Linked DNA regions of Homo sapiens: region 2 is linked to region 1. A link is an interaction called in ENCODE POLR2A ChIA-PET data of the cell type or tissue named here. Cell type or tissue: GM12878. All regions are shown on one strand.

Region 1 (5,000 bases):
TATAGAGATATCAATTAGATTACAAATAACTTTCATAGGTTTAAATCATTTGGGAGAATGTTATTCTCAATACATCAGATCAGGGTTTTGTCAACATCAGCACTACTGACATTTTGCAGTGGATAATTTCTTTGTCATGGGGACTGTCATATGCATTGTAGGAGGTTTATCTACCCACTAGATGCCAGTGGAACCCCCTCAGCGTGCTGACCAAAAATGTCTCCAGACGTTTGACAAAATCACCTCTGGTTTGAGAACTATTGCATTCGATTTAAAATGTCCAGGGTTTCCAGACAAGGGAAAAAGAAGAAGACTGTTTTTGTTTTGTGATATAGGAGGAATGGCATAAGAAAAGACAGGAATGTTTTCCAGCAAAACAAAAGGTCGGGCTGGGCACAGTGGCTCACATGTGTAATCCTAGCACTTTGGGAGGCCGAGGCAGGAGGATAGCTTGAGGCCAGGTGTTTGAGACCAGGCTGCTCAACACAGTGAGACCCCAGTCTCTATTTAAAAAAAAAAAAAAATTGCAACTCACATACTAGAAAAAGGTACCCTCTTGTATGAGGCCTAATGAAAACATTAATTAAATATTGTTGTGTGTGGCTAATGTAGTAACAATGAGAATAAAAGTATATAAGCTATGGGGAAATCCATAGGTATTCCATCCATGCCTTGTAAAGAATCCTCAATAAAGAGGTCCAAACGTTTTCAACAGAGATTAATGACATTAACTTAATTCCTCTTCTCCCTAGCATTTCAAGGAGGCTAAAAGTGCTCAAGTTACTTACTCCCTATTCTAACCACTGAGAACACTCGCATGAAAAATATATCTTCCCCCCGTTAAAAACCATAAGCATCTGCCTGTTGTAATCAAATGTAAATGTGGTACAAATCCCACTAGAAGTACCACTGGGTAATATACTCAAGTCCTCTGTTTTTAAAGAAAGGCCAAAGAAATCCAGTGTGGAGAAATTACTTTTAAATGTTTTAACAGAAAAGTAAACGTTCACACGTTCATTTTTTGGCTCAGCCCTATTTTCCACCAAACAGACAAACACCCAGTTTCCTTAGTCTATTCTGGGATTGGTCACCAGACTGGGCATAAGAGACCCAGAGTCTATTCCAGCTCCAAAACAGACTGGTAATCTCAAGCAAATTATTCACTCAGGTTAAGGTTCTATACCTGTATCATGCTAACAATACTGAAAATCTGCCCAGAAACAAGCACAGAGAAACCCAGGACTTCCTCCTGCACCCAAAGGACAACTGCAAATATATTTTTAGATTTATTAAATCTAAAAATCTGAATAGGATTTTATTTATAGCAACATTTCAACATACTTGAAATTTCCAAACTGAGTGGTGCCTTTACCACTGCCCTCTATAAAATTAAGAAACGCTCTTGTTTAATCACACCATGCCTAATTTTGCAAAATTCTTCATGTAAACTCAACAAATCACAATTATTATATAAAACAAAAAGCTGTTTTAAATGCAAGCTGTTGGAAAGAGCTTCAACTTTTGCATTTCCAACTCTAGCTTTCATTCTACTGCACAAGTAGTTCTTTCCTGGCATCGTAAAAGGTGTTTCACAAAGTCTGGAGAGCAAAAGTTTGCCCCACAGCCCAATTCTGGAAAGGCCTTAGGATTGTTCTTACCACTAGACAAGCAGGGTTTTTTAATATAAGGATACAGGTGTACATTTTTTGCTCTTAATACCCAGTAAAAAGCTGTCTAGTAAAGCAAGTTACCTGCTGACCTTTTCACAGACGTGAAACTGTAAACACAATGCAGTTCAACAGAAGATTTGTAAAAGAGGAATAAGAAGAAAAACGGGTGTCCATCATCAGCCTTCGGCGGCCCCCCCGCTGTCTGGCGGACACTTGTTAGTGGCTGCGGAGAAGCCACTCACAAAGTTTCCCATCCCGTTGAGGGAAGGGGTCCTGACTGCGCCAGCGGGGCAGGCCCAGAAGGCGCGGTATCTGGGAGGTCCGGCCGCCGCAGACGACCCCGCCGAGGCCCAAAGTGCGCCAGCTTCTCCGCGCCCCTCCGCCTCCTCCTCCTCCTCCTCCCTGCAGAGGGGCGCACGCGCACAGACACACGCACGCACGCACGCACTTACACACAAAAGGAAGTCATGGAAGGTGCTGGTCCCTGCATACAGGCACACTCGCGCGGGACACACACACACCCCCCAAAAAGAGGCGTGCGGGGTTCGCCAGACGGTGGGCAAAAGCCCGTCCTCCCCCCCTTCCAGGGCCTGCTCACTTCAGGGAGCGCCCACTCGCCCAGCCACGGGCCAAGAGCGCACGGACCCAGGCGGGCGGCAGCCCACCCGCCACCACGCAGCTCCACTTCGCTGTTCCACAGCCACCAACCGCACAGCCGGCACAGTCCCGCCCGCGCAGCTGGCCCAATCGGGCCTGGGCTGCAAAAGCCCAGGGAATATGAGGGCTCCCTACTTCCAAGTTTCTTTAATAAAAATATTACATTTAATGATGCTTGTCAATATCCTCACCTCTACAAACCAAGGCCTGTTTAAGCCCCTTTCCTTAAAGAACCAGTTATCAATAGTATCCAACAAAACGCTGCAGAACACAGCTTTGTATTATCACACAGCCTGACAGTAAGAAATCTCTTTCAGTAGCCTCCGCCTTAATCCTTCCTCTTACTCTAACTTTTCCACACCCTAATTTACTCATTTTAGTTTTTTCTTGCCTTGCTTGTTTTATATTGTTCCCAAAAGAAATCTTCTCTAAACCATCTTTCCATTTTACTTTTCTAATACTTGAAGTAACAAGCTTCATAAATCGGACCGGCGCGGGGACTCAGGCCTGTAATCCCAGCACTTTGGGAGGCTGAGGCGAGCGGATCACGTGAAGTCAGGAGTTCAAGACCAGCCTATCCAAAATGGTGAAACCTCATCTCTACTAAAAATACAAAAAATTAGCCGGGTGTGGTGGCGGGCACCTGTAATCCCAGTTATTCAGGAGGCTGAGACAGGAGAATCGCTTGAACCCAAAAGGCAGAGGTTGCAGTGAGGCGTGATAACGCCACTGCACTCCACTCTGGGCAACAGAGCAAGATGCCATCTCAAAAAAGAAAAAGAAAAAAAAAAGCTTCATAAATCACTTCCATGATATCTCCCACTTTAGCTATTCAAAATCTCTCCACAACTTTTATAATTTTTTATCAGCTCCTACCAAATCAATACATAAATAACTTTCTCAAACACTGCGTTTTTCTTGTCTGTTCTCATTTCCTCAAAGCTAACACTCTCCAACTTACACAAATTTGCCCCAAACTGCCATCAAAGTTTGTGCATCTATTCCAGAAGCCCCTATGGCTACAGAAAAATCTGTTTCCTAGGCTCGTCCCCAAAACCTTGAAAATGACCTTTCCAAATATTCTGTAACAATTCATTTAACTCATTCATAACTCAAAACTAGTTCCACTACTAGTCCCACTTCCCTTAAAACTAATTATACAACCTAATCAAATAAACAAATTTTAATATTATATGTATCTACACATACAGGTGTGTACATATGACAAGTACACATATACAGGGGCCTGCAGAACAGCAAGTGTGCATTTCATTCTAATCTCTTGGATATTGGCTCTTCTCAATTTTACAGGGAAAACTTCTCCATGCCACCCTAGATGTTCAAAGGTCAAACCCCTGTATTGTGAAGACATTTATCTATGTTGAATTAATATAGTTATCATTTAAAACACACTTCTCTCCATGTCTACTATAATCCTTCCCATCACCTTCTTTAAGATACTCATCATTGGCCTAACCCACACAATCCACCCAAATATTCAGAATATGCTCTCCCTCAACAAGGTCCAGTCTGAGGCACATCCTAAAAACAACTCTAGACTGAATCAGGCAGGGCTGCTACATGATGGTACAGCCAAGTTTCATGAGTTGAGCAAAGTGAGAACCCTGGGCCCTCTCAGGCCTTCAACACTCTGAGTCTCCAGAGATCTTTCATTATTAAATTTGGTGGCTAAACAGATGTAGAAGTTAAGGCAGGAAGAAAGTGATGAAAGCCCAGGGCTAAATCCTGGAACTAATCCTGAAGCAAAGCTACACTAGGATGGAACACCAATACTACGTATTTTGTGCCTTGTCATATTTTTCTCACTGCCATTTCATGTTTCTACATTAAATATGCTTTCTCTCTCTCTCTCTGAAACATGAACATCAAAAACTCTGATATGGGCCATGCACAGTGGCTCATGTCTATAATCCCAGCACTTCAGGATTATTAAAGTCATTATAGACAAAAAAGAAAGTAAAGAGTCCACTTTAGTTCCCTTAGGACATCTCATTCTTACCATGTGCCCCATTCTTCCACATTTTACCCGAATCTCTTTACTTATGCAAGTTTTTGCCAGTTTTTGCAAACAGAAAACATGATGTGGTTCTCAAGCACACAAATAGAGATCTCAATGTCTCTATCACTGACAATATTTTTTTAAAAGCTGGCATGACATACTGCCACCTTTTATCATGGGTGGCATAGACTGTTCTTATTTGCACAGAGAAAGAATAGGTTTCTGACATCAGTTATTTCCTGCTCACTTCAGCGAGCGCCCACCTGCCTGCCCTGCCATGGGCCAAGAGCACACAGACCCAAGTGGGCGGCAGCCCACCCGCCACCATGCAGCTCCACGCCGCTGCTCCACCAGCTGCTAAGTGCACCGCCAGCACAGGCCCGCCCATGCAGCTGGCACAACTGGGCCTGGGCTGCAAAAGCCCAGGGAATACAAGGGCTCCCTACTTCCCAGTTTAATAAAAATATTACACTTAATGATGCTTGTCAATATCCTCGCCCCTACAAACCATGGCCTGTTTAAACCCCTTTCCATATGTTCTCTCCATATTTTCTCTGCTGCAAGCTACTCTCTCCTCTCTTATGCCTACAACTTCAACTTCCTCATTCATTTCCAGTCCATCTATTTACCAGATCCTATCAGCTTCTCCATGT
Region 2 (5,000 bases), 220 kb after region 1:
AAAAAATAAAAAATATTCCTTCCTCATTTTTGTATATTAATATTGTATATAAATCTACATACCTTTCCAATAGCTTCAGTATGATGCTGTGTACATATCTGAAGTCTGCTAACCCAGTGCTGTCGCTCTTTTGCATCTGTAGCTGTTAAAAGAATGTAAAAATTATTTTATATTTATTTATTCTGGAACACAATTAATTGCCTACAGTATGAAGATCAGATCACTGAAAAGCAGATACTGGTCTTACTCTCACTAGAGCAAACTTCCCTGACTGGAGGGAGGCAGGAAAGAGGCCAAAGCACCAACGTTGTTAGGGAACACAGTAGCTGGATGTAGTTACTTCATTAAAAGGAGAAATTACATGCAGTGAGGTGAGGATGAGAGACTGACATGTTGCAACTCATAAAAATAGGTTCTTATTTAAAGAAATAACCCCTTAATTATTTGATGTATAATCAATACTTTCAGATCTGCAGGAGCACGCTCACTTAGGATTACCATTATACTTTGTGTATTCATTAAATAAAAAACTTCTACACAAATTAAATTTATCTTAACAGAAGTTATACGTTATTTTAATGAATGACATTATAATAAATCCCAATAATGTACATTAGTTACTGAAAACTGCAAAAAGGGCACGTAAACTAAACCAAGTAAAGGGGTGAAATACATAAAAAATATCATTTAAAGTCTATGTTTCTAGATTTTCAGTAATCAGAGTTTCACCTACACCGTTTTTCAGAGGGGCCAGTCCTAAACAAACATACATTGTCCCACTTGAAAACAGTTACTTATTACAAAAGATTTCATAAATTCTCAAAGCAGTTCCAAGGTTCAGAATATTGTATTTACATCACTGATGACAGCAGTTTCTATTTCCAAAGCCCATATGAAAGCATGTAAGACACCAACTTCTCAAAAAAAGAGGAAAATCACAGTATTAATTCTCATATTTTGGTCATACCTCTGAGTTTATATTGTTCCCCACTGGCAGCGTTTACAGTGAAGGTGTGAGAATCCTCATCACTGGGTGATATTACAGCTCCTGCAAGCTGCAAAGTTCCTCTAGGTTTCTGATTTCTAGACTGTTCATTCACAAAGTACTCCAACAGCCCAGCTTCATTGTTTAAAACAAAAAACCTGTAATGATTTTTTAAAATCCATAATTTGTAAACATTTTCCCTCAGCAAACTAAAGCAAAGCAAACTTCAATCACTTACACATTTCAGGGTTTTGCTCTTAAAAATAAAATTTAAAAGCATTTCAAGAGGTACCTGGAAACACTACACTGAATTTTCCAGCAGGGAAGATTACTAAAAATCGAATGAGTTAGGCCAGGCGCAGTGGCTCACGCCTCTAATCCCAGCACTTTGGGAGGCAGAGGCGAGCGGATCACCTGAGGTCAGGAGTTCGAGATCAGCCTGGCCAACATGGTGAAACCCCATCTCTACTAAAAATACAAAATTAGCCAGGTGTGGTGGTGCATGCCTGTAATCCCAGCTACTCGGGAGGCTGAGGCAGGAAAATCGCTTGAATCTGGGAGGCAGCGGTTGCACTGCACTAAGATCGAGCCACTGCACTCCAGCCTGGGCAAAAAGAGCAAAACTCCGTCTCAAAAAAAAAAAAAAAAAAAAAAAAAAATTGAATGAGTTTAATAAAAGATATAATAAACCCTTCAGCTGAGGGAGAGGCATTTATTAAGAGGCCTATCAGTTAATGCACAAAAGGAAGCAAAGATACCATATCCTTTCAGAGACAGATTTTTCCCCAGAATTCATTAACAGAGGGTAAACTGCCAAAGGACAAATGGTAGTGAAAATTTTTCTTTAAAATTCACCGGAAATAAATCAAAATATGAGCTCTGAGGTTAAGGCAAGATATACTAGGCAAGATATGCATTGTGATTTAAGAATTAGTGAAATATACAACAAGAATAACAGGGTAAAAAAGATTTTGTGAATGAATCATTAAATAAGTCAAAACTAAAGATTACTTCTCCTGTTTAAAAATGAAAAAGCTGCAATTGGAGATGCTGAAACATAAGGACCTTGAAACTAAATGATGAAATGCTGATACACTCTGGAAAAGAATTTGATGAAATACTAATACACTTTGGAAAAAAAAATTCTGATTTGGTTCTAGATTAACTACTTTCAAAAATACATTTCAGAAATTCCAATTTAAGTAGTGTAATAATTTTTTTTTTTTTTGAGATGGAGTCGTGCTCTGTTGCCCAGGCTGGAGTGCAGTGGCACCACCTTGACTCACTGCAACCTCTGCCTCCCAGGTTCAAGCGATTCTCATGCCTCAGCTCCCAAGTACCTGGGATTACAGGCGCCCACCACCATGCCCAGCTAATTTTTGTATTTTTCGTAGAGATGGAGTTTTGCCATGTTGGCCAGACTGATCTCAAACTCCTGAACTCAGGCGATCCTCCCGCCTCGGCCTCCCAAAGTGCTTGGATTACAGGTGTGAGTCACCTCATCTGGCCCCTTTTTAAAAAAGGAACGCTAGGCCAGACACGGTGGCACACACCTGTAATCCCAGCACTTTGGGAGGCCAAGGCGGGTGGACTGCCTGAGCTTAGGAGTTTGAGACCAGGCTGGGCAACACGGTGAAACCCCGTCTCTACTAAAATACAAAAAACTAGCTGGGCGAGGTGGCGTGCACCTGTAATCCCAGCTACTTGGGAGGCTGAGACAGAAGAATCACATGAACCCTGGAGGCAGAGGTTGCGGTGAGCTGAGATTGCACCACTACACTGCAGCCTAGGTGACAGAGTGAGACTCCATCTCAAAAAAAAAAAAAAAAAAAAAAAAGTAACTCTAAAAAGGGCTGGATGAGTTGAGATTGCTTGAATCCAGGAGTTCGAGACCAGTCTGGCCAACATGGCAAAACCCTGTCTTTACAAAAAAAAATACAGAAATTAGATGGGTGTGGTGGTGCATGCCTGTAGCTCCAGCTACTTAGGAGGCTGGGGCAGGAGGATGATTTCAGCCCGAGGTGGAGGTTACAGTGAGCTGAGATCATGCCACTATACTCCAGCCTGGGCAACAGAGCAAGACCCTGTCTCAAAAATAATTAATTAATTAATTAATATAAAATAAAAAGTAACTCTAAAAAGTTTTAAACTTTTAAAATTCATGTTGGGTGGCCAGGTGTGGTGGCTCACGCCTGTGATCCCTGCACTTTGGGAGGCCAAGACGGGTAGATCACCTGAAGTCAGGAATTCGAGACCAGCCTGACCAACATGGTGAAACCCCGTCTCTATTAAAAATACAAAAATTAGCTGGGTATGGTGGCGCATGCCTGTAATTCCAGCTACTCAGGAGGCTGAGACAGAAGAATCACTTGAACCCCGGAGGCAGAGGTTACAGTGAGCCGAGATCATGCCATTGCACTCCAGCTGGGTGACAGAGCGAGACTCCGTCTCAAAAAAAAAAAAAAAATTCATGTTTGGGTTTGGAGAAGTCTGGCATTCTACGTTAGCCTGTTCTATAATAGAACTTGGTAGACAATTTGATCCCGTTTAATATGCCTGCCCCACAACTACAATTCTATAAAGTATTTGAGATAGCTGGTTTTCCTGCTTCCTGACAGCTTGTGTGACCCTTGGCTGGTTACTTAACCTCTTCAAGATCCCAGAGAAGCTGTGAATCTGGCATAAGATGGGAACCTAACACAAATGTGTTTGCTGTCTCCAAACCCCTATTTCTCTTCCCCTAAGAACCTAACTTCTGCAAGTATACAATGCCCAAGCCAGGTAACAAGTGATTCTAATCCTCATTTAATAGTAACATCTGAGGCATTTAGAGGCTGCTACTTGGACAGATGTCAACTTTTCCCACCCTCTAAGAAGAAGTCACCAAACTTTTAGAAGCTGTGGGAAATCCTTCTCTAAAAGGTTTCCCAGCCATGTCTGTCTAAAGTAATATCAAAATATAAAATTATTGGGCCCTATTCCTGCTCTCTTAGGAGAGACTGATGTGACACAAATAATCACACTTACCTGTACTGCCACCCAGTGACAAGGTTGGTATACTTCATTAAATAGCCATACACATTTTCCATGTGATCACTATTTCAAAATGAAAAAGCCAAAGTTAGTAAAAATTAGAAGAAATCCCAGGAGGATAATGGTACAATTTTCAAAATAGCTGCAGATACATATATGCTCTATAAATGCCTCAAATTTTATTGAGAAGTAAAATGTATAGGTCAACAGAGGCATTTAATCTCCCAAATTTCATATCTATAGGACTTCATCAATTTCCTCAAAACAAGTACAATACCTCATAAATTATATATTATTATAAATATTCCAAATGTAAAATCATTATACAAATATAAAATTACATAAACATAAAACAAATATACTATAAGTATTATAAGTGGGATGGCCGGGCACAGTGGCTCGAACCTGTAATCCCAGCACTTTGGGAGGCCAAGGCAGGAGGATCACTTGAGGTCAGGAGTTCAAGACCAGCCTGGTCAACATGGCGAAAACCCATCTCTACTAAAAATACAAAAATTCATCGGGCGTGGTGGTGTGTGCCTGTAGTCCCAGCTACTTGGGAGGCTGAGGCAGGAGAATCACTTGAACCCAGGAGGTGGAGGCTGCAATGAGCTGAGATCTCACCACTGCACTCCAGCCTGGGCAACAGAGTGAGACTCCGTCTCCAAAAAAAAAAAAAAAAAAAAAAAAAAGGGCTGAGTGCAGTGGCTCACACATGTAATCCCAACACTTTGGGAGATCAAGATAGGGGGATCACTTGAGCCCAGGAGTTTGAAACCAGACTGGGCAACATAATGAGACACTGTCTCTCTTTATTAAATACGTAAAATAAATAAATAAGAATAATAAATAAAGCCCACAACTAGAGGAAAGAATTCTTCTGTAGAAATACAGCCACTTGGGTTTCTGCTAGAGTTCTTATACTTCCGGCCCAGGTCGCAATCAAGTTGTTTATTTCAGTTATTTTGAGATACATTGCTTA

The links. Peaks named below come from ENCODE experiments on the same cell type or tissue, not always from the same donor. Only the 100,000 strongest peaks of a DNase experiment are listed, where the experiment ranks them.
Region 2: POLR2A ChIA-PET joins it to region 1 with 5 read pairs; 3 of 35 experiments call an interaction of 5 or more read pairs at or near these places.

The regions. Positions count from the first base shown.
Region 1 is chr3:125,355,218-125,360,217 of GRCh38, forward strand. The region is part of intron 1 of ZNF148 (zinc finger protein 148); the gene reads right to left. Among named protein-coding and RNA genes, the nearest start is that of ZNF148, 18 kb to the right of the region's middle. In GM12878, no CTCF peak of the experiment used is centred here; a DNase peak (open chromatin) is centred at 2,107; H3K4me3 peaks cover 2,765 bases; H3K27ac peaks cover 1,837 bases.
Region 2 is chr3:125,578,898-125,583,897 of GRCh38, forward strand. OSBPL11 (oxysterol binding protein like 11) reads right to left here. Exons shown (of 13, transcript NM_022776.5): 2 at 4,013-4,081; 3 at 968-1,143; 4 at 63-142. Among named protein-coding and RNA genes, the nearest start is that of OSBPL11, 14 kb to the right of the region's middle. RefSeq lists an enhancer at 724-868 and a cis regulatory region at 789-802. In GM12878, a CTCF peak has its summit at 4,035 (motif pointing left); no DNase peak of the experiment used is centred here.